3 separate regions of the Homo sapiens genome follow, and all the other regions are linked to region 1. A link is an interaction called in ENCODE POLR2A ChIA-PET data of the cell type or tissue named here. Cell type or tissue: HepG2. All regions are shown on one strand. Links, peaks and the distances in the headings refer to the core of each region. The heading gives the core; the rest is flanking DNA. Region 1 holds the start of COA3 (cytochrome c oxidase assembly factor 3). Region 2 overlaps PTGES3L-AARSD1 (PTGES3L-AARSD1 readthrough). Region 3 has its middle 28 kb from the start of G6PC1.

The links. ChIA-PET counts read pairs that join two places held together with the same protein. Peaks named below come from ENCODE experiments on the same cell type or tissue, not always from the same donor. Only the 100,000 strongest peaks of a DNase experiment are listed, where the experiment ranks them.
Region 2: POLR2A ChIA-PET joins it to region 1 with 8 read pairs; 3 of 35 experiments call an interaction of 5 or more read pairs at or near these places.
Region 3: POLR2A ChIA-PET joins it to region 1 with 5 read pairs; 3 of 35 experiments call an interaction of 5 or more read pairs at or near these places.

Annotation. Positions count from the first base shown.
Region 1 is chr17:42,795,930-42,803,876 of GRCh38, forward strand. WNK4 (WNK lysine deficient protein kinase 4) reads left to right here. Exons shown (of 19, transcript NM_032387.5): 16 at 1-104; 17 at 194-393; 18 at 552-649; 19 at 757-1,137. The coding sequence ends at 759. It overlaps COA3 (cytochrome c oxidase assembly factor 3), which reads right to left and starts at 2,775. Exons shown (of 2, transcript NM_001040431.3): 1 at 2,539-2,775; 2 at 1,696-2,238. The coding sequence starts at 2,752. The coding sequence ends at 2,132. CNTD1 (cyclin N-terminal domain containing 1) reads left to right here and starts at 2,932. Exons shown (of 7, transcript NM_173478.3): 1 at 2,932-3,307; 2 at 7,691-7,766. The coding sequence starts at 3,139. RefSeq lists enhancers at 2,458-2,527, 2,668-2,717, 2,738-2,787. In HepG2, for the core only: no CTCF peak of the experiment used is centred there; DNase peaks (open chromatin) are centred at 1,622 and 2,812; H3K4me3 peaks cover 1,796 bases.
Region 2 is chr17:42,965,978-42,972,840 of GRCh38, forward strand. It overlaps PTGES3L-AARSD1 (PTGES3L-AARSD1 readthrough), which reads right to left. Exons shown (of 17, transcript NM_001136042.2): 5 at 5,630-5,719; 6 at 4,312-4,365. It overlaps PTGES3L (prostaglandin E synthase 3 like), which reads right to left. Exons shown (of 7, transcript NM_001261430.2): 5 at 5,630-5,719; 6 at 4,312-4,365; 7 at 2,126-3,209. The coding sequence ends at 3,171. Among named protein-coding and RNA genes, the nearest start is that of AARSD1, 5.0 kb to the left of the region's middle. RefSeq lists a silencer at 3,382-3,582 and an enhancer at 6,652-6,863. In HepG2, for the core only: no CTCF peak of the experiment used is centred there; a DNase peak (open chromatin) is centred at 2,074.
Region 3 is chr17:42,925,043-42,933,422 of GRCh38, forward strand. It overlaps the pseudogene RNY4P2. Among named protein-coding and RNA genes, the nearest start is that of G6PC1, 28 kb to the left of the region's middle. RefSeq lists enhancers at 3,407-3,983, 3,873-4,022. In HepG2, for the core only: a CTCF peak has its summit at 4,388; a DNase peak (open chromatin) is centred at 4,339; H3K4me3 peaks cover 474 bases.

The sequences.
Region 1 (7,947 bases), core at 131-5,130:
TGGATGAACTACTCCTACAGCAGCCTGTGTTTGAGCAGCGAGGAGTCAGAAAGCAGTGGGGAAGATGAGGAGTTCTGGGCTGAGCTGCAGAGTCTTCGGCAGAAGTGAGTCTCGGGAGGATGGAGGAGTGAGAGGAGAACCTGGGAGAGCAAGGTGTGTGGCTAGCCCTTTCATGCCCTCCGTGCATCCTCAGGCACTTGTCAGAGGTGGAAACACTACAGACACTACAGAAAAAAGAAATTGAAGATTTGTACAGCCGGCTGGGGAAGCAGCCCCCACCGGGTATTGTGGCCCCAGCTGCTATGCTGTCCAGCCGCCAGCGCCGCCTCTCCAAGGGCAGCTTCCCCACCTCCCGCCGCAACAGCCTACAGCGCTCTGAGCCCCCAGGCCCTGGTGAGACTGCAGTCACCCAGCTTCCATCTTTTCCCTGAGACCCCTTTCTGTCGACTGTTTTTCTCCAGGCCCTGGGGGTCTGCCCCGGGGGAATAGACCCCCTCTCCCCACCTCCCCTTTCCTCACTTAGTGCTCTCCTTCCCCCATCCTGCTCCCAGGCATCATGCGAAGGAACTCTCTGAGTGGCAGCAGCACCGGCTCCCAGGAGCAGCGGGCAAGCAAGGGGGTGACATTCGCCGGGGATGTTGGCAGGATGGTGAGGGCGGGCCCAAGGGAGGGAGAGCCCAGGGAATGGTACCTGGCTGCAGCTTCGCCTTCCTCCCACCTTGGAGGTTTCTTCATCACTTTTTCTTTTCCCTCCAGTGAATTCAGAACAGAAGCCATGTATCTCCCCCACACCAGGGCCCACCATGGAGCTTGTGTTCTCAGAATCTGATGCTTTCTGATCAACAAAACTGAGCAAGGAAGATCCCAACACTGAAGGGGTAGAAGGCCAGGGGGGCATGGAGAGTGCAGCTCCATTATAGTGAAGAGCCAAACATATGTGAACTGTTTGCTGTGTGGAGGTGTTAGTTCTGCTGCCTACCATCTTCATCTCTAGCACCTCCCCTGCCAAGAGTCAACCACTAAGCAATCCCACCCAAGCCTGGATGCTTCTAGAGGGGCCCACTCCCAGCTGGGAGAGTGTAGGGGATATGCTCACACCACATTAGCAGCAACCAATAAAAATGCTGGAAACAAGAACGCCGTGAATCCATATGCCATGCCTTAGGAATTGGGGGAGCAAAGACTTGTGGGGTGAGGCAGGGGAGGATTTAAAAGGGACTTTCTTTTCACAATGGGAGGCAGGGGTGGAAGCTGCCCAGCCCTCTGGCTTCCTGCCATCAGTTAATGAGGAAACTGCAAGGTCAGTGATCCACTTGACTAAGTTAGGATCCCCTCCAGACCCCACCCTAGACCTGTATAGGCAGGTACCAGGGAAAGTTAAAAGAATGAAGACTGCTTGTCTTTCACCCTTCATCCACCTCTCTCTCCCTCCCTCTCTCTGGGGATGGGAAAAGCAGTAGAGTTACAGTATGTTCTTGTGGGTAGAGGACAGAAGAGTGACCTTCCTTCCCCTAAGACGTGGGTTCAGTCTCAAACTGCCCAGTGATCTCTCCCTTAAATCAGGTGGAAAGATCTCATGGAAAAAGTAATTCTAGTTAAACATTTACAGCTCCCTGGGGCAATGCCACCACTGCAGCTACTGCTTGTGAAGCTTTCCAGCATGAAGTGCCATATGCTGCCTCTCAGCCTCCATACTCACTTGACTCCAGGAGAATGACTCAGTTTATTATTCTCAATTTGACCCTATGTATCCCACTGTAGGCTCAAACACTGCACAGAGCTGCCACGTCTAACCTCGTAACAACTGCGTCCCTGGAAGGTGAAGGGGGTAAACCACAAAGTCAGAAACTTTGGGAAAAGCCACGGTCGCATGCACACCTCTCAAACAAGGAAACAAACTACAAGAAAGGGCTCAGTCATTGTACACAGCAAGTGTGCAGTGGGCAAAGTTCTGTTCTTTTGACATTGGCCAAATGCGTAAGTCCCTGGTTTCTTGGGCTCAATCACGGTCCAAGGTTAGTAAGAAGGCCAACAATGTTGTGAGCAGGATTCAATTTCTACAGGGTCATGGGGCATCATCCACCATGTGAAGGGGCTCCAGCAGGTTGGACATGATCAATACCCATCCAGATTAGGACCCTGACGCCCTTGCCAGAGCTCGGGCTCGGGCAGCTTTGGCCTCGTCTTCTAGCTCATCTAGGAAACGCTCCTGGGAAATCGAGTAGAAGGTGTAACCATCTGGGGAGGTAGGTTCAGGAAACCACACAGAATATGCACATTCCCCTTTCCTAGATTTGCTCTACCACTCTTGTTACTCTCCCAAATCAGTGATTCCGGCTTCCCGCCGCTGCTGTTTCTAAACCCTGAACCCCAATTCCGTTATTATTAATAAATCAAATTAAAAGAGTACCTTAGGAATAACAAAGGAAAGTACTACCCATTTTACCCCAAAATTAAACGGGTGGTTCAGCCCTCTTGCACACTCTGTTCCCCTGCCCCTATATGCGGTCCCCTTGAGTCTACAACACGGACGGATACAAATAGCCAACACCAGGGCCCCGATGCCTAGGCCGGTCACGATGTTCCGGGTTCGCCGCCGTGGTAGGACCTTCTGCCACTGGGCAAGCTCCGCCTGCCGCATGGAATGCAGTTGCTCGGGTGTCAGCTTCTCCCGAGTCGGGTCGATACGCTGAGCGAACGGGGCCTCTCCACGCTTAGAATCCAGAGGGTCACCAGCTCCCGAAGACGCCATGTTGCCACTCCTCCCTTCGCGGTGCCGCCGCGCGGGCCTCGCTGGGAACAGTAGCCCTTGGCCGCTGCAGTGGACTCTGGGAGTTGTAGTCCGCGTGCCCTTTGCGGGGCAGAGCCGCGGTTCCCGGGCACAGGGGATGGACGCGGGAGGTGAGAAGCGGACGTGCTTTCTGATTGGCTGAGGAGTCCGTGGCCGTTGGGGCGGGAAAAAGCTGTGGAGGGTTCGAGGCTGTGGTGGTAATTGGGTTTTCCTCAGACTTGAGGCGACGACACACTCATTGGAAGGGGACGAGGAATCCAGGGTGTGGCAGAAGACTGGAGAGGAGCTAAGGGGGTCGGTATGTGGATCCAGTGAACCCGTCCAGGTGCCCCAAGAGGCTCGTGAATATGGACGGACCCATGAGGCCACGATCGGCCTCCCTCGTTGACTTTCAGTTTGGAGTTGTCGCCACAGAGACGATTGAAGACGCCCTGCTTCACTTGGCCCAGCAGAATGAGCAAGCAGTGAGGGAGGCTTCGGGGCGGCTGGGCCGCTTCAGGGAGCCCCAGATCGTGGGTGCGGCTGCAGGGCCGGGGTGCTGGGTTCTTGGGAGACTGGGGCTTGTGTCTTTCAGGCACCGACCTTGAGATTCCGTTGATTTTATTCATTCAGAGAATGTTTGCTAACACCTCTCTGTGGGGTGCTGGGGATATAGTGATGGATAAGTCACAACAGTGCCCTCCCCTTGATTTCTTCGACATGTATGGAATACTTGAGTGGCACCGCTTGGCTAGAAAGATGAAATAGAGGGCCAGGCATGGTGGCTTACACCTGTAATCCCAGCACTTTGGGAGGCTGAGGTGGGAGGTTCACCTGAGGTCAGGAGTTCGAGACCAGCCTGACCAACATGGTGAAATCCTGTCTCTACTAAAAGTACAAAAATTAGCCAGGACTGGTGGCGCGCACCTCTAATCCCAGCTACTCGGGAGGTTGAGACAGGAGAACTGTTTGAACCCAGGAGGCGGAAGTTGCAGTGAGCCGAAATCGTGCCATTGCACTTCAGCCTAGACGACAAGAATGAAACTCCGTCTCAAAAAAAAAAAAAAAAAAAAAAAAAAAAAAAGGCTGGGCGCGGTGGCTCACGCCTGTAATCCCAGCATTTTGGGAGGCTGAGGCGGGCAGATCACGAGGTCAGGAGATCGAGACCATCCTGGCTAACATGGTGAAACCCCGTCTCTACTAAAAATACAAAAAAAAGCCGGGTGTGGTGGCGGGCGCCTGTAGTCCCAGCTACTCCGGAGGCTGAGGGAGGAGAATGGCATGAACCCGGGAGGCGGAGCTTGCAGTGAGCTGAGATGGCGCCACTACACTCCAGCCTGAGTGACGGGTGACAGAGCGAGACTCTGTCTAAAAAAAAAAAAAAAAAAAAAGAGAAAAGAAAGATGAAATAGAGATAGAGGTCTTGCCTTCAAACCATGTGCAATTTGGGGGAGATATTAGAACAAATATGCAATGACTAGGTACTATGGTTAGATAAGAGACGTCAGAGAGAAATAAAACAAGCGTTTATGGGGGTTGAGAGGAGCGATGGGGTAATAGGAAGAATTCAGGGGATGGCCCAGGCATCGGGACATTTCAGGCAGACCTTGAAGGAAGGAGGACATTGGGTTGGTGAAGGGGGAGGAAGGAGACAGTGTTTCTACCAAAAAGAGGTAGCATGAGTAAAGCTATGGAAATGGGGTGCTTAGGGTGCATGTGGGTACAGTGTAGTCCATGTTGGCCAGTGCATGTGGAAGAATAGTTGAAATTAATACTGGAAAGGTAGTTTGGAGACATTCCATGTGGAAGTTTGAATGCCAAGGGGAAGAGTTTATCCTTGGTTTGGTAGGAAACCAAGAAGACATTGAAGGTTTTTAAATAAGGGAGTGAAGGTTTTAAAATAAGGGATACGATGGTAACCCTGCCTTAGTAAACATTATTTTGGCAGTGATGTAAAGGAGGTAAAGGATGGATTAAACCAGAGGGAGATGGGATGTAGGCAGACAGGTAGAGTCAATGTCAGTAGGCTAGGTGATAGGGCAGAGGGAATAACAAGGGAGGGTGGATTAAAAACATTCTAGAGGCAAAGTCTAGGGTTCTGCTGTGGATAAATTTAGGAAGTGAAGGAGGAAAACGTGACTATGCTAAACGGTTGAGCCTGGAAGACTGGAAGTATAGTGGTCATTAAAAGAAACACACAGACACGGCCGGGCACGGTGGCTCACGCCTGTATTCCCAACACTTTGAGAGGCTGAGGCGGGTGGATCACGAGGTCAGGGGTTCGAGACCAGCCTGGCCAACATAGTGAAACCCTGTCTCTATTAAAAACACAAAAATTAGCTGGGCATGGTGGCAGGCACCTGTAGTCCCAGCTACTCGGGAGGCCGAGGCAGGGGAATGGCTTGAACCTGGGAGGCGGAGGTTGCAGTGAGCCAAGATTGTGCCACTGCGCTCCAGCCTAGGCCACAGAGCAAGACTCTGTCTCCCAAAAAAAAAAAAAACAACAACAAAAAAAAACAACACAAAAAACACAGACACACTACATAAATAAAGCAGGAGGAAAAGTGACTTTTGTTTGGGAAAGATAATAATGGCTTTGGAGCCTGGCCAACATGGTGAAACCCCATCTCTACTAAAAATACAAAAATTAGCCAGGCATGGTGGCAGGTACCTGTAATCCCAGCTACTTGGGAGGCTGAGGCAGGAGAATGGCTGGAACCCGGGAGGCAGAGGTTGCAGTGAGCCAAGATCACGCCATTGCATTCCAGCCTGGGTAACAGAGTGAGACCTTGTCTCAAAAAAAAAAAAAAAATATATATATATATATATATATATATATATATATATAATATATGTGTGTGTGTGTGTGTGTGTGTGTGTGTGTATAATAGCTTTAGTTTTGGATCTGCTGAGTTTAAGGTGTTTGCAGAACATCTAAAAGAAGTGTTCTTGTAGACTATTCAAAGAGTAGGTTAGAAGAGAGGTCAGAAATGGAGATCAAGGTTTTCAAGTTATCTTCACAATGATATTGTTGAAACTGTGGCAGAGGATAAGCTCCTAGAAGGAGAAAAGAAAAGCAGGTCAAGGACAGTTCCTTGGGAAAACACTTTGTGTTCAGGGAATTGGAGTAAGAAGACTTGTGAAGGAAATAAAAGGAGGAGATAGGAACAGAACCAAGGGACTTTTGGCAGCCAAGAGGAGACTTTGAAAAGGATAATGGTCAGAAGTTTCAGATGCTTTAGGGATATCAACAGAACTAAAGATTGCAAAAAGCCATGATATTTAACAATTTGGACATATTTACTGTCCTCTGAGAATCATTTCAGCAAGTTAGGAAAGGTAGAAGCCAACAGATAGAAAATTAGGAAGTGAACGATGAAGTGGAAGCAGTGGGTGTGTAAGCCAGGCTTTCAAGTAATTCAACAGCGAGGCTGAGATGGGAGGATTGCTTGAGCCCAGGAGTTTGAGACCAGCCTGGGCAACATAGGACAATCCCGTCTATTTATTATTTATTTATTTATTTATTTAAAAAAAAATTCAACAGTGATGGGAAAGAGAGAGGTTAAAAGGGGAGGGTCTTTTAGTTAATAGCAGATCTGAGTATGCTTGTTATCGAGGAGGTGGGGCCAATAGCAAGGGAAAGGTGTAACCCTCATCCATTCCACCTAATCCAAGCTCAGTTTTTTTGGCAAATTAAAATGGAAAACAGAAACAAATGCTCAGATAATTCAGAGCAAAACCAAACCAAAACTTAACAACTGCACACATACACAAAGAACAAAACTAAGAAATAAAGCCTAAAGTCCAGCAAATAAAATGACTAATAAGAGACACAATTATATGTTCTAGGGTATTATGCTGAATTGCTTAAACTAATTCTGTCCTGCATTGGACATTGCTAGCCAAACTGTAGCCTCTGTAACGATGAGGTTTTGTACATCTATCTATGTGTAATGTGTGTTGAGTAGATTGTTACTTGTGTAAGCTTGACTAAATTTTCTAAGAAAGTTAAGTTTTCTCTGAAGACATATGATTATTTGACTAAATGTGTAATTCTCTACGGATCAATGCTAAAAGGTCTTCAGTCTGTAGGAGCTTTCTTTGTTGAGAACTGACATTTACCCTTGTTTCCACCCTCTAATGATATTGCAAGATAAATATAATTCTATCTGGAGCTGTTCTTTCAAAGAGAAACAGAGGCAGGCTAAAATCTTGCCAAGGTATCTCACCCTTCCCACCTTCCCAATGACTCCCTCCCCCTAAATTGGGCTATGTTCTCCAATTTAGGGGATGTTTCTTCAAAACAAGCCACTTCACAGTAACACACTTGCTCCTGGGGAGAGGCTCAGCCACCACAGATTTACCCAGCAAACTGGTGGTGGAGAGATGGTGTCCAGCTGTAAGGTGACTTGTGTTTGTAAAGCAATGGGAGTTCTCCAGAGGGTGGTTACTAAACAAACAGTGTCATAAAGAATATCAAAGCTCCAGGAGGGATCTTTCTGTTCCTGCCAACATTCCACAGAAAACAGAATATAGGAGTTAGGGTTTTTATCCATCCAAGAATCTTCCTTGAAGCTGGGGGTTCCCAGCATGGTGTAGAGGTCACATAGACCAGCTGGTATGTTTGTGTGTAACTGGCCAAGCCTTTTATCAGCTGAAACCCACAGGAAGGCTCAAGGGTCACTGAGGGGGCTTGGTAAGCCCTTGTCTTTGGCACTCAGTCAGCCTCCTTTACATGTCTCTGATCTGCCTATTGGCAGCAAAAGAAACTAAGCTCAGCTTTGGTTGTTTTAGTCTCATCTTTCTCACCTCCTGACCCTCTTCCCTTGGCCCCATCACGGCTTTTACACAATGCCAAGAGTTCACAGAGTGGTTTTGGTTGCATCTTGTGAATTAGGCTCTTTTTTCCTGTTTTGGCAGAGTTTGTTTTTCTCCTGTCTGAACAATGGTGTCTGGAGAAATCTGTGAGCTACCAGGCTGTAGAAATCCTAGAAAGGTAAAGCCCTGGCATAATGCCTTTTGAACGGCACCTCTCAGAGTGGCTAATGTACCTACATCTTTAAGAAAGTATGAGTAGTTGCCCCTTACCCTGAGACCTGGTTTTACACCCTCTCTAACTTGCAAATATAAATTTCTTTGTTGTTATTGTTGTTTTGAGACAGGGTCTTGCTCTGTCA
Region 2 (6,863 bases), core at 165-5,164, 170 kb after region 1:
AAGCGAGACTTCGTCTCAAAAAAAAAAAAAAAAAAAAAAAAAAAAAAAGCAAATTAAACCAGGTGCTAATTTTTATCTTGTCAAATATCTGAAACGATTTAGAGAATGGAACACTCTCATTGTTCGTAGGAGTGAGAATTGGTACAATTTCATCAAAGAGCAACTTGGTAACAGCTATCAAAATGTTTAAATGTATTTTATCTACTCCTTGACCTAGCAATTCTACTTCTAGAAATGTACCCTACAGATATCCTGGCAAAAATATGTAAAGATCCACATTTTTAAATGTTGATTGCAATATTGTTTGCAAATGGTAAAAGACTGCCGGACGCGGTGGCTCATGCCTGTAATCCCGGCACTTTGGGAGGCCGAGGCAGGTGGATCACCTGAGGTCAGGAGTTCTAGACCAGCCTGGCCAACGTGGTAAAACCCCGTCTCTACTAAAAATACAAAAATTAGCTGGGCCTGGTGGCAGGCGCCTGTAATCCCAGCTACTAGGGGAGCCGAGGCAAGAGAATCGCTTGAACCCGGGATGCGGAGGTTGCAGTGAGCTGAGACCACGCCGTCGCATTCCAGCCTGGGGGACAAGAGCGAGACTTCGTCTCAAAAAAAAAGAATATGGTAAAAGACTAACGACCTACGTGTCCCTCAATAAAGAACCTGTGAAATTATGAAAAATACATTCAATGGAATACCATATAGCCATGAAAAAAATGAGTTAGATCTATATGTTCTGACTTGTAAAGATCTCCAATATATATTAAATGAAAAAGGGCACAATGCAAGATGCGGATGGTATGATTCCAGTTGTGTACACACACAGACACACACAACACATCTGCTAATTAAGTTTTAACATACTGCATGTAAGTAATATATACTATATGTTTATGTTCCATGTTATATATTGTTTTGTATGTTATATAATTATACCTTAGAACTACATAGTATAAAATAAATTATAGGTATTATAGTATTTATAATGCAGTATGGGGCCAGGGATGGTGGCTCAGGCCTGTAATCCCAGCACTTTGGGAGGCCGAGGAAGGAGGCTTAAGGCCAGGAGTTTGAGAGCAGCCTGGGCAACAAGCAAATCTTTACAAAAAAATAGTTTGTCCTAAAGACAAGGTCTTTACATATATATAAAATATATATTATATAATATATAATATAATATATAAAATATATATTATATAATATATAATATAATATATAAAATATATATTATATAATATATAATATAATATATAAAATATATATTATATAATATATAATATAATATATAAAATATATATTATATAATATATAATATAATATATAAAATATATATTATATAATATATAATATAATATATAAAATATATATTATATAATATATAATATAATATATAAAATATATATTATATAATATATAATATAATATATAATATATAAATATATATGTATTTATATATGTAGATATATAATATATAAAATATATATAATATGTATCATATATAATTTATATATTATATATTTTAAATATATAATTTATATATAATATATAAAATTAATATATATAATATATATTTTATATATAAAATTAATATATAATATATATATATTTTATAGAGCGAGACGGAGTTTCGCTCTTGTTGCCCTGGCTGGAGTGCAATGGTGTGATCTCGGCTCACAGCAACCTCCACCTCCTGGATTCAAGCCATTCTCCTGCCTCAGCCTCTGAAGCAGCTGGGATTACAGGCATGAGCCACCACGCCTGACTAATTTTGTATTTTTAGTGGAGACAGGGTTTCTCCATGTTGGTCAGGCTGGTCTCGAACTCCTGACCTCAGGTGATCCACCCACCTCAGCCTCCCAAAGTGTTGGGATTACAAGCATAAGCCACCGCACCTAGCCTACAAAAATATTTTTTAACTTAGTCAGCTGTAGTGTAGTCCTAGCTACCCAGGAGGCTGAGGCAGGAGGATTACTTGAGCCCAGGAAGTCAGGGCTCCATGAATAATGAATGTACCACTGTATTCCAGCCTGGGCAACAAAGCAAGACTCTATCTCAAACATAAATAAATAAATAAAGTTTACTTTTAAAGTAAATCCTAATAGTTTACCATGAGTTCAAGAGCAAAGTCTATAGGCAATGCATTTATTTTGTTTAAGTTACAGTCAACTGTACATATTAGGCACTCAAAAAAGTTTATGGACAAATAGAATAGCTGTTGGACAAATAAACATAGACATTAACTAGAGTAACAATCAGTTTTAAAAGTATAAAGAGGGCCGGGTGTGGTGGCTCATACATGTAATCCTAGCACTTTGGGAGGCTGAGGTGGGTGGATTACTTGAGGTCAGGAGTTCGAGACCAGCCTGGCCAACATGGTGAAACCCCATCTCTGCTAAAAATACAAAAATTAGCTGGGCCTGGTGGTGCACATCTGTAGTCCCATCTACTTGGGAGGCTGAGGCAGGAGAATTGCTTGAACCCAGAAGGTGGAGGTTGCAGTGAACAGAGACTGCACCACTGCACTCCAGCCTGGGCGACAGAGCAAGACTCCATCTCGGAAAAAAAAAAAAAAAGTATAAAGAGATTTCTAGAGTGTGCAGGAAGCTGAAGTGGCTGGTTCTAGAGATGACAGAATTAGCTGTAAGAAATCAGAGCACAAATCTGGGCAAGAGGAAGCACCCCAGCTTGGTTACTAGAGGGAGAAGAGGCTTGCCACCAGGAGGAATAAGTACAAGAAGGAAACAGACAGAGAACAGTTCCTAGAGATTTATTATAATCTGTTTCTTCTTTGGCTTTTTGCTTTGCCCCATATGCACACATAGTAGAGATTTCTATAATCTGCATTCTTCTTTGGCTTTTGTTTTGCCACATACACACACATACTCAAATAATCAAGTGGCCTAAACACAGAGATTAGAAACCAATCAGTAAGAAATCAGAAGCCCTACCAGTCTACCCCTCCCCGACCCTGCATCTGATGTGGAGCCATAGTCAAGTGCCTAGGAGGAAGACAAGCTTGAAGGACGACCCTTAATAAAGAGCTTCTAGGAAAGTTCAGAGATCTCAGAAGAACTTGGTGCACAGCCAAAGCGCTGACAAAGGCCTAGGCGCTAGCTTTCTAGAACAACTGGAAAATAGCCACAGCTGCCTTCCCAGCTTTGCGTCACAGAAAGTTAATTACTTGTTGCATCATCAGCACTGTCAGAATCATCCTGGGGGCGGGGGGGAAAAAAGACAAAGCACCTGTAGACCCTGCAAAGCAGGAACATTTGTGTTAACAAATACTGCTTCCTCTCTCCTGTTCTCCAAGTTTCTTTTTGTGATTTCCTAAACCACCCAACTTAGGGGGCTAATATGAAAGGTTTTAACTTACTTTGGATGTTAAGTAAACCAACACTACTTTGTCATACATCATTAGTTTCAGGACTTTTTTTTTTTTTTTTTTTTTTTTTGAGACAGGGTCTTGCTTCATCACCCAGCTGCAGTGCAGTGGCATGATCTCAGCTCAGTGCAACCTCTGCCTCACAGTCTCAAGCGATCCTCCCACCTCAGCCACTTGAGTAGCTGGGATTATAGGCTACTGTGCCTGGCTAATTTTTGTACTTTTGGTAGAGACAGGGTTTTGCCCTGTTGCCCAGGCTGGTCTCAAACTGCTGAGCACAAGTGATCCACCTGCCTTGGCCTCTCAAAGTGCTGGGATTACAGGCGTGAGCCACCACACCCACCCTAGTTTCAGAATTTTAATTAATGCTATTGCTCCTTACAGCTGGGGTAGGTCTTCTCTAGGATGGAGAAACAGAGGGGTAGATGGAAAGCAGGAGGGTCTTGCTAGGGTTTTCTAAAGCCTGGAGAAGAATATTAGCCTTCTTGGGCCAGGCGTGGTGGCTCACGCCTGTAATCCCAATACTTTGGGAGGCCGAGGCGGGTGGATCACCTCAGGCCAGGAGTTCGAGACCAGCCTGGCTAACATGGCAAAACCCTGTCTCTACTAAAAATACAAAAATTAGCTGGGCGTGGTGGCAGGCACCTATATTCCCAGCTACTCAGGAGTCTGAGGCAGGAGAATCTCTTGAACCCAGGAGGCAGAGGTTGCAGTGAGCCAAGATCGGGCCACTGCACTCCAACCTGGGCGAAAGAGTGAAACTCCTCCCCCACCCCCCAAAAAAAGAATATTAGCCCTCTTGGGTCAAACTCAAATTTGGTTAACAGGCACTGAGAACTACTGTGTGCTAGGAACTGGGATAGGAGCTCTCTAGTGGGTTGTTTTTAAGGGCTACAAAGAAACTGAAGGGTTGAGGGGAAGGCTTTACTTACATCCAAATCATCCATGGCAGGTGGAGGTCTCTTGGTGCTGACCTTCTTCAAAAGCTAGTGGGAAGAAAAAATAATCACAAGGGAGAAGGGAGTGAAGGAAGAACAATCTGCACATTGATGGTCCATAGAAGAATGGTTGCAGCCAGAACTGGTCAGGCAACTGCTCCCATCTTTAAAACATCACTGGAATTAATTTGAGAAAAGTAAATTGATCCCCTTCTTAAAAGAAAATTTAACACAAATCCAGATTGGAGTCGGCTAGTGTTTTTATAACTGAAACCAAATAATATAACGACAGTGTGTGATTTACTGGGGGCCAATTATTTATGATGTGAGTTTTTATACTGCTAGTTTTAACATCCCATGAAGTTGTCTGGCTTAACACGCGCACACACACACACACACACACACACACACACACACACACACAGAGGCCGGGTTTGGTGGCTCACATTTGTAATGTGAGCACTTTGGGAGGCTGAGACAGACAGATCACTTGAGGCCAGGAGTTCCAGACCAGCCTGGCCAACATGATGAAACCCCATCTCTACCAAAAATACAAAAAAAAATTAGCCAGGGGTGGTGGCGCATGCCTGTAATCCCAGCTACTCAGGTGGCTGAGGCACAAGAATCACTTGAACCTGGGAAGTGGAGGTTGCAGGGAGCTACTGCACTCCAGCCTGGGAGACAGAGCAAGACTCTGTCTCAAAAAGAAAACCACACACACAGGCCAGGCATGGTGACTTACGCCTGTAATCCCACCACTTGGGAGGGTGAGGCAGGTGGATCACCTGAGGTCAGGAATTTGAGACCAGCCTGGCCAACATGGTGAAACTCCGTCTCTACTAAAAAAATACAAAAATTATCCAGAAGTGGTGGTGGGCACCTGTAATCCCAGCTACTCAGGAGGATGAGACAAAATTGCTTGAACCCAGAGGCAGAGGTTGCAGTGAGCTGAGATCGCGCCATTGCACTCCAGCCTAGGCGACAGAAAACCACACACACACACACACACACAGAAAACAGTAGAACAAGAATTACAGAAAAGTGGAAAAACGTTTTGTCAAACTTCTTCAGAATACAGGCTCTACACTGAATAAGTGAATCAATGTATATAATTTCAATAATATTCTTTCCTCTCATCCCTATTAAATAAACATTGCACAAAATACGTAAAGAATATCAGCATCAATGAGTAACCTGCCTAGAGAGCTTGCATATCTCTGCTTGGCCCCAGTGACAATCCTCCAGAGACATGTGTGCAGAGAAACACAAAGAATGATCAAGTGGGCAGAACACAGTAGGTGTTGTCTCTCACCTCTGCATAATGTTCCACATGAGCCAGCTCCATCTCTTCATCCCCTTCCCAGTCTCTCCAGTTATCAAAGTCCACAGACAGCCACACTGGCTGCAAGAAGAGGCACCAAGAGTCACAGGCCAGGAGGGCAGGAGCAGGAGTGTGTGGGAGAGTGTGGGCATATGCATGGGAGCACGCCTGGGGAAAAGAGGGTCAGTAGGTCCCTAGTCCTCCCAACTGCACTCCTTTGACCAGGAACCTGCCAATCTACACACAAAGCTAGGCATGATAGAGTCTGAAAATCTCAGAAGTCCTACCCTCCGGCCAGGCGTGGTGGCTCATGCCTGTAATCTCAGCACTTTGGAAGGCCGAGGCAGGAGGATCACAAGGTCAGGAGTTCGAGACCAGCCTGGCCAATATGGTGAAACCTCGTCTCTAGTAAAAATACAAAAATTATCCGGGCGTGGTGACGGGCACCTGTAGTCCCAGCTACTCGGGAGGCTGAGGCAGGAGAATTGCTTGAGCCTGGGAGGCGGAGGTCGCAGTGAGCCAAGATCGTGCCACTGCACCCCAGCCTGGGTGACAGAGCAAGACTGCATCTCAAAAAAAAAAAAAAAAAAAAAAAGAAGTCCCACCCTCCAGGAGCCGATTGACTGAGGAGACAACACATCTGGAAAGATAATTGTATCATAAAGCAACATAGGCATTATGCCCTCTCTCTCTCCCTCTCCCTCTCCCCCTCCCCCTCCCCCTCCCCATGGTCTCCCTCTCTTTCCACGGTCTCCCTCTCATGCGGAGCCGAAGCTGGACTGTACTGCTGCCATCTCGGCTCACTGCAACCTCCCTGCCTGATTCTCCTGCCTCAGCCTGCCGAGTGCCTGCGATTGCAGGCACGCACCGCCACGCCTGACTGGTTTTGGTGGAGACGGGGTTTCGCTGTGTTGGCTGGGCCGGTCTCCAGCCCCTAACCGCGAGTGATCCGCCAGCCTCGGCCTCCCGAGGTGCCGGGATTGCAGACGGAGTCTCGTTCACTCAGTGCTCAATGGTGCCCAGGCTGGAGTGCAGTGGCATGATCTCGGCTCGCTACAACCTACACCTCCCAGCCGCCTGCCTTGGCCTCCCAAAGTGCTGAGATTGCAGCCTCTGCCCGGCCGCCACCCCGTCTGGGAAGTGAGGAGTGTCTCTGCCTGGCCGCCCATCGTCTGGGATGTGAGGAGCCCCTCTGCCTGGCTGCCCAGTCTGGAAAGTGAGGAGC
Region 3 (8,380 bases), core at 1,766-6,765, 130 kb after region 1:
CCAAGCTGTGGCCCATCCCTGCAGGGGAACATTCCGGAAGACCCTTGACTCCTTGGCTCTGCTGAGCCTCAGCTTCCTGCTGGGGCTTTGAATGTCTTAGTGCCAATCTACTCGTTTCCTTCCTTCTCTGACAGCCAACAAGTTGATCATTCAATTAACAGAACACTTAGATTACTGTCAACTTAAAGTTAACATCTTTATTACTGTAATAAGAAATTTTTAACTCTAAAGGTTTCAAATTATTTGTTCATAAAATCCCTTATGATTACCACTTATGTAAGCAGGGTCCATCTTTTAATTTAATAATTTTTCAGCTGGAACAATTCGTTCATTTCACAAGTATTTATCAAGCATCTGCTATATTCCAGACATTTCTGGAATTAAAATAGCTAGTATAGGCCGAGCGCGGAGGCTCACGCCTGTAATCTCAGCACTTTGGGAGGCCGAGGCAGATGGATCACCTGAGGTCAGGAGTTCAAGATCCGTCTGGCCAACATGGTGAAACCCTGTCTCTACTAAGTACAAAAAATTAGCCAAATGTGGTGGTGCATGCCTGTAATCCCAGCTACTTGGGAGGCTGAGGCAGGAGAATCACTTGAACCTGGGAGGCAGAGATTGCAGTGAGCTGAGATTGCGCCACTGCACTCCAACCTGGGTAACAAGAGTGAAACTCCTTTTCAAACAAAAAAAAATTTTTTTTTTTTGTAAAGACAAGGGCTCTCTATGTTGCCCAGGCTGGTCTTGAACACCTAGACTCAAATGATCCTCCTGCCTCAGCCTCTCAAAGTGCTAGGATTACAGGTGTGAGCCACCACACCCAGTTTAGGTTCTTAATATTTTACCCCAAACCTGGTCATCTCTACAATTCTGTATCTCAGTGAATGGTAAGTCCATCCATCCACACGCTATCTTCCTCCTTCCCATCCATCCTCCATCCATCAAATCCTCTTACTTTTACCCCTTAAATATCTCTAAAATCTGCCATTTCTTGCCATTTCTACTGCTGCCTACCCCAGATAAAAGTCACCACCATCAATGGCAATGGCCTGCAATGGCCTTCTTTTTTTCTTTTTTTTTTTTTGAGACGGAGTTTCACCTTGTTGCCCAGGCTGATCTTGGCTCACTGCAACCTCCGCCTCCCAGGTTCAAGTCATTCTCCTGCCTCAGCCTCCCAAGTAGCTAGGATTACAGGCCCATGTCACCACGCCCAGCTAATTTTTATATGTTTAGTAGAGACGGGGTTTCACCATGTTGGCCAGGCTGGCCTAGAACTTCTGACCACAGGTGATCTACCTGCCTCGGCCTCCCAAAGTTCTGGGATTACAGGTGTGAACCAACGAGTCCAGCTGCAATGGGCTTCGTAAATGTTCCCTGCATTCACTCTCGCCCTTTTCATATCCATTCACCAGAAGACTGATGGAGTGATCTTTTTAAACCCAAAATCTGATATCACACTCTTGCTTGAAACTTTTTAATGGATTATCACTGTTCTTAGGATATAAATCTTTATTATGAAAAACTTGGCCAGGCGCCGTGGCTCATGCCTGTAATTCCAGCACTTTGGAAGGCCGAAGAGATAGGATTGCTTGAGTCCAGGAATATAAGACCAGCCTGAGCAACGTAGTGAGACCCCCGTCTTTATTTTTTGCTTTTTTGTGTGTTTTTTCATTTCTGCTTTTTTTTTTTTTTTTTAAGACGGAGTCTTGCTCTGTTGCCCAGGCTAGAATGCAGTGGCTTAATCTCAGCTCACTGAAACCTCCACCTCCCAGGTTCAAGCAATTCTTCTACCTCAGCCTCCCGAGTAGCTGGGATTACAAGCACACACCACCACATATGGCTAATTTTTATGTTTTTAGTAGAGACTGGGTTTCACCATGTTGGTCAGGCTGGTCTTGAACTCCTGACCTTAAGTAATACACCCGCCTCGGCCTCCCAAAGTACTGAGATTACAGGAGTGAGCCACCCTGTCTGGTCTCACTTCTTTTTGTATCTTTTTCCTTCATCTTTTATTTTCTACCCATCTCTCCATTTTTAAATTAATACATACATAAATTTTAAAAAGGAAAAAAACTTGTACATGAATATTCAGAGCAGGATTATTCATAATAGCTAAAAAGCAGAAACAACCTGAATGTCCATCAACTAATGATAAATAAACAAAATATAGCCTAGCCATAGAGTGCAATATTATTTGGCCATGGAAGGAATGAAGTATGAATACATGCTAGAGTGTGGATGAACCTTGAAAACATTATACTAAGTGAAAGAAGCAAGGCACAAAAGATCACATACCATATAATTCCATTTATAGAAATGTCCAGAATCGGCAAATCCATAGAGACAGAAAGTAGATTGGTGGTTGCCTAAGGCTAGATGTTTGGGGGAAATGGAGAGTGACTGCTGAAGGCTGCAGGGTTTTTTTTTTAGGGTGACGAAAATGTTCTCAAATTGACTGTGGTTATGTACAACTCTGTGAATATACTAAAAACCAATGAATTGTATTTTTTTCTTTTTTTAATTTCTTTCTTTTTTTTTTTTTTTTTTGAGAGAGTCTCACTCTATTACCCAGGCTGGAGCACGGTGGCATGGTCATAGCTCACTGCAGCCTCAACCTCCTGGGCTCAAGAGATCCTCCCAACTTAGCCTCCAGAGTAGTTGGGAATACAGGTAGATACCACAATGCCTGGGTAACTTTTTAATTTTTCATAGAGATGAAGTTGCACTGTGTTGCTCAGGCTGATCTCAAACTCCTGGCCTCAAGCAATCCTCCCACCTTGGCTTCCCAAAGTGCTGGGATTATAGGCATGAGCCACCATGCCCGGCTGAATTGTACATTATTTATTTATTTTATTTTATTTTTTTGAGACAGAGTTTTGCTCTCATCCCCCAGGCTGGAGTGCAATGGTGTGATCTCAGGTCACTGCAACTTCCGCCTCCCAGGTTCAATCAATTCTCCTGCCTCAGCCTCCCGAGTAGCTGGGATTACAGGCACCCACCACCACACCAGGCTAATTTTTATATTTTTAGTAGAGATGGCGTTTCACAATGTTGGCCAGGCTGGTCTCAAACTCCTGACTTCAAGTGATCCACCCACCTTGGCCTCCCAAAGTGCTGGGATTACAGGTGTGAGCCACCGCACCCCAGCCACAGCATTTCTTTTCTTTTCTTTTCTTTTTTTTTTCTTTTTGAGATGGAGTCTCTCTCTGTTGCCCCAGACTGGAGTGCAGTGGCGCAATCTCAGCTCACTGCAACCTCCACCTCCTGGATTCAAGTGATTCTCCTGCCTCAGCCTCCCAAGTAGCTGGGATTACAGGCATGTGCCACCATACCCAACTAATTGTATTTTTAGTAGAGACGGGGTTTCAGTATGTTGGCCAGGCTGGTCTTGAACTCCTGGCCTCAAGTGATCCACCTGTCTCTGCTTCCCAAAGTGCTGGGATTACAGGCATGAGCTACCTCAACTGGCTACCAAATTGTGCATTTTAAATGTGTGAATTTTGTGGTGTGTGAATTATATCTCAATAATGCTCTTACCAAAAAAAAAAAAATCTTTATATGGCCTCTGAAAGCTTACCTCAGCTGGACCTTGTCTACCGCACCTCACCTGGTCTCCTTCACCTCATTCCACAAAGCACAGCCAATGTCATCTTGGTTCCTCCAATGCAACACACTCCAGCCCTCCTCCGAGCTTGGGCTTTTACACACCCCCCTTCTTAGAACACTCTTCTGCCTCTTCACATAATTCAGTCCTCCACATTGGTATCACTTTCTCAAGGAAGCCTCCCTGCCCACCCACCATGAGTCATGATCAAGTTCCTCTTCTGGGCCTGCCAAAGCACCCCTTTTACTTTGCTCTCTACCAAACGTCACTTTGTGATTATTTGGATCATGTCCGTCTTCCCCACTAGACTAGGCCCCATGAGTGCAGCTCCATGCCTGCTTTGCTCACTCTTGCACTTAAACCCTGTGCCTAGCCCTGGCCTAACACATGAGGAGGACTCCAGATATCTTGGTTGAATAATAAATGAGCAATATATTACTGTTTGCCCCTAACTTGGAAAACAAATGATAGGTTCAACAATTCTAGAGCTCCACAAATGACTCAGCAAAAACATGTTCGGAGGCACTCCCAACGTGAAATTAGAAGGTTGGAAACTCAGAGGACGGGACAGGCTTAGATAGAAACATTGGCCTCTTCCCAGGTAAGTTCTCCCCAGGAGGTGGGGAGCAAACTCTCTGAGCAGCCAGTTACAGGGAACTCATGACTAAGCTCTGTTGCTGTTTATCAAGATACACACTGACTCTCAGAAGTTCTAGCGTGAACCAAATCCTGCTTCAACCCCATGGGCTTTCAGTGTAGGACTTTTTCTTTTTGTTGGTGATCACACACCCTACTGGTGGCTTAACCAATTACATTGCCTCAGCCCCTGTGACACTCCAGCTCCGCGTCCCCTTTATGATGCTTCAAATATCATAAAAGCAGAGAAAAATCATATGTCATATATCAGAAAATCATATATCAACTTTTTTTTATTTTGAGGTCTTTCACACACTGAACTTATTTTAATCATAATTGTCAATTATAAATAAACATAATTACTATGTTCCTTTTTTGATGTCAAATTGTTGCAATTTGGACAGTGGCTTCCTTATCCTTCTACCATTGCTGGCCTAAAATCCTTGTGTTCTAGGCCCATTCCAAATTTTCCTTGTTCCAAGACACAGAATCAGCCACCCACTAAGAAGTCTCATTTCCTTTTGATGGGTGCACGAGAGTGGGAGGTTAGCAGAAGAAATGCTGTTAATGGGCTAGGTGCAGTGGCCTAGCCTGTAATCCCAACACTTTGGAAGGCTGAGGCAGGAGGATCACCTGAGGTCAGGAGTTCGAGACCAGCCTGGCCAACATGGGGAAACCCCATATCTACTAAAAATACAAAAAATTAGCTGGGCGTGGTGGTGTGTGCCTGTAATCCCAGCTACTCAGGAGGCTGAGCCAGGAGAATTGCTTGAACCCAGGAGGCGGAGGTTGCAGTGAGCTGAGATCATGCCACTGCACTCCAGCCTGGGCAACAGAGAGAGACTTCATCTCAAAAAGGAAAAAAAAAAAAAGAAGAAGGAAAAGAAATGCTGTGGCCAGGGCATGGTGGCTCACGCCTGTAATCCCAGTACTTTGGGAGGCTGAGGCAGGTGGATCATGAGGTCAGGAGCTCAAGACCAGCTTGGCCATTATGGTGAAACCCCATCTCTACTAAAAATACAAAAATTAGGCAGATGCCTATAATCCCAGCTACTCAGGAGGCTGAGGGAGGAGAATCACTTGAACCTGGGAGGCAGAGGTTCAGTGAGCCAAGATTGAGCCACTACAGTCCAGCCTGGCAACAGAGCGAGACTCCATTTCAAAAAAAGAAAAAAGAAAAAGAAAAAGAAATGCTGTTAATGAACTGTATTTTAGGGTCAGAGCCAGGAAATTATATTTCTCTTAAAGCTTATGGGTTCACAATAATGTTTCCAATTGAACTCTATGTTGTAATTTTTTATTCAATATAAAATATTTTCAGGCCAGGCCCGGTGGCTCATGCCTGCAATCCCAACACTAGAAGGCAAGACGGGAGAATTGCTTGAGACCCAGAGTTCAGGACCAGCCTGGGTAACATACCGCAACCCCCTCTCTATAAAAGAAAAAAAAGATATAATTGTTTTCATTTATTTTATCTGCAATATTCCTGCATAGAGATTTAATCTTCACCCTCACTATAATTGCATTTCCTTTACTAGCCCTCATTTGCCTTGCCAACCGCCATTATACCGTCCCTTTGCTGATGGTGATGTCTGTTGGCTTGGTCTCCTTGTTCTGGTTGACCAGACTATCCTCCTGTTATAAACAGCAGGAAACACAACCCCAAAACACACATACACACACACTGGAAGCCTACATGAATTTCACATGCATCGTTTGAGGCAGCCTCCTGAGAGCCAGTCATCCTTCCAAGACAGTGACTGCTTCGGGAGTAAAATCATAACTGAGAGAGTCTCAGGGAACTTTGTTGTTGTTTTACTGAGTTGACATTTGGGAAGTTTAAGGTCTTTATTGCTCTGACAGAGTATTTTAACTTAATTTTTTTTGTTGAGACAGAGTCTTGTTATGATGCTCAGGTTGCTCTCGAACTCCTGGGCTTGAGTGATCCTCCTGCCACAGCCTCCTGAGCAGCTAGGATTACGTAGGTGCACGTCACCATACCTGGCTCTTTATCTTGCTTTTTGTCATTAGAAAAGTATCACACAAATGAATTACAAAGAAGATCATTTCATTCAGAAATGTTGGAAACTACTGAAAAGTATAAAGATGAAACTAAAAATCACTCCAATCTCATCATCCAGAAATAACTGAGGGCCAAGGCACAGTGGCTCGCATGTGTAATCCCAGCACTTTGGGAGGCTGAGGCAGGAGGATCACTTGAGCCCAGGAGTTCAAGACCTGCCTGGGCAATATAGGGAGACTCTATCTCTACAAAAAAACACAAAAATACGAAATTACAAAAGAAACAAATAACTGAAGCTAACATTTTGAAAAAAGAAGTAGGCCGGGCGTGGTGGCTCACGCCTGTAATCCCAGCACTTTGGGAGGCCAAGGTGGGCTGATCACCTGAGGTCAGGAGTTCAAGACCAGACCGACCAATGTGATGAAACCCCGTCTCTACTAAAAATACAAAAATTAGCTGGGCATGGTGGCACATGCCTGTAATCCCAGTTACTCGGGGACTGAGACAGAAGAATCACTTGAACCTGGGAGGCAGAGATTGCAGTGAGCCGAGATCGCACCATTGCACTCCAGCCTGGGCAACAAGAGTGAAACTCCATCTCAAAAAAAAAAAAAAAAAAAAGAATACTGAGAATATGAAAAACCTTTTTTTTTCTAGATCCATCAATGCCTCTTGAAGAGAGTATCAAAAATCAATATGAAACTGAAAGAGCTACTGAACTGCAGACAAAAATTTCATCAGATACATCAGAGATTTCTCTAAAGGTTAAAAAGAAACGTGAGAAATATTAAAAGTCAATTGCCTGGTGTGGTGGCTTGCACCTATAATCCCAGCTACTTGAGAGGCTGAGGCAGAAGAATCCTTTGAGCCCAGAAGTTAGAGTTTACAATAAGTTCTGATTGCACTACTGCACTCCAGCCTGGGCCACAAGACAAGAAGACTCTGTCTCAAAAAAAAAAAAAAAAAAAGAGTCAGTTGTACTATTCTGCTTTGTGGTTTTGTGTATTAATCTGCAATTTATAGAGTTTTAATGAAAAGTCATCAGTGTTGGTAGAATGCTGATTTAAATGTATTTATGAGAAAATGTCACCTTGTCACCTGAGTTAAAACACACAATCAAAATGGCAGGGTGAAAACTGTGGACTCCAAAGTTCATGCTTTCACTAATTTCTTTTCTTTTTAAAAAAACATTTTTGGCCGGGCGCAGTGGCTCACGCCTGTAATCCCAGCACTTTGGGAGGCCAAGGTGGATGGATCACAAGGTCAGGCGATTGAGAACATCCTGGCTAAAACAGTGAAACCCCATCTCTACTAAAAATACAAAAAAATTAACCAGGTGTGGTGGCGGGCGCCTGTAGTCCCAGCTACTCGAGAGGCTGAGTCAGGAGAATCTCTTGAACCCGGGAGTTGGAGGTTACAGTGAGCTGAGATCGTTGCCACTGCACTCCAGCCTGGGTGAGAGAGCAAGACTCAATTGCAAAAAAAAAAAAAAACCTGGCAGGTAACTGTGTTTTGTTTTATTCTTAACTAATGTTTCTTTTTTTCTTAATCCAGTGAAATTTAGCAATGGGGGGTTGTATACCAACTTTAGTGACACTAATGTTAATAAGTTCTGATGACCCACTACCATCGGACCAGCCTAATGTTTCTTAATGAGAAACATTTCTTTCTGGGTGGTTAAACTTAATCAACCGTCCCATAAAAACAAGAAGACTCCTCTGCTGCCTAACTAAACAATCAAAAAACCAATTTTTTAATTTAAAAAAAAGGTTTAAGATTCAAGCCTACTTTTAGGCTCATCCTCTAAGAGAAATGAGTAAGCAAAGGCTGAGCTATAATCACAACATCCAGAGCTGCACTCAGTCCTGAAGCACCAGAACACACACATGGGCTGCCTGAGCTCCTCAAGTGCCCCTGCTGCCGCCACTGTTACCAGAAAGAAAAAAATGAGGTTGGTTCGCCTGGCAAGTAACAAACGACTTGCCATGAGAACACAGGGTTTTTTGTTAGTTTTTTTTGTTTGTTTTGGGGGTGGGGGGGTTTGAGACAGAGTCTCACTCTGTTGCCCAAGCTGGGGTGCAGTGGCGTGATCTCGGCTCACTGCAACCTCCACCTCCTGG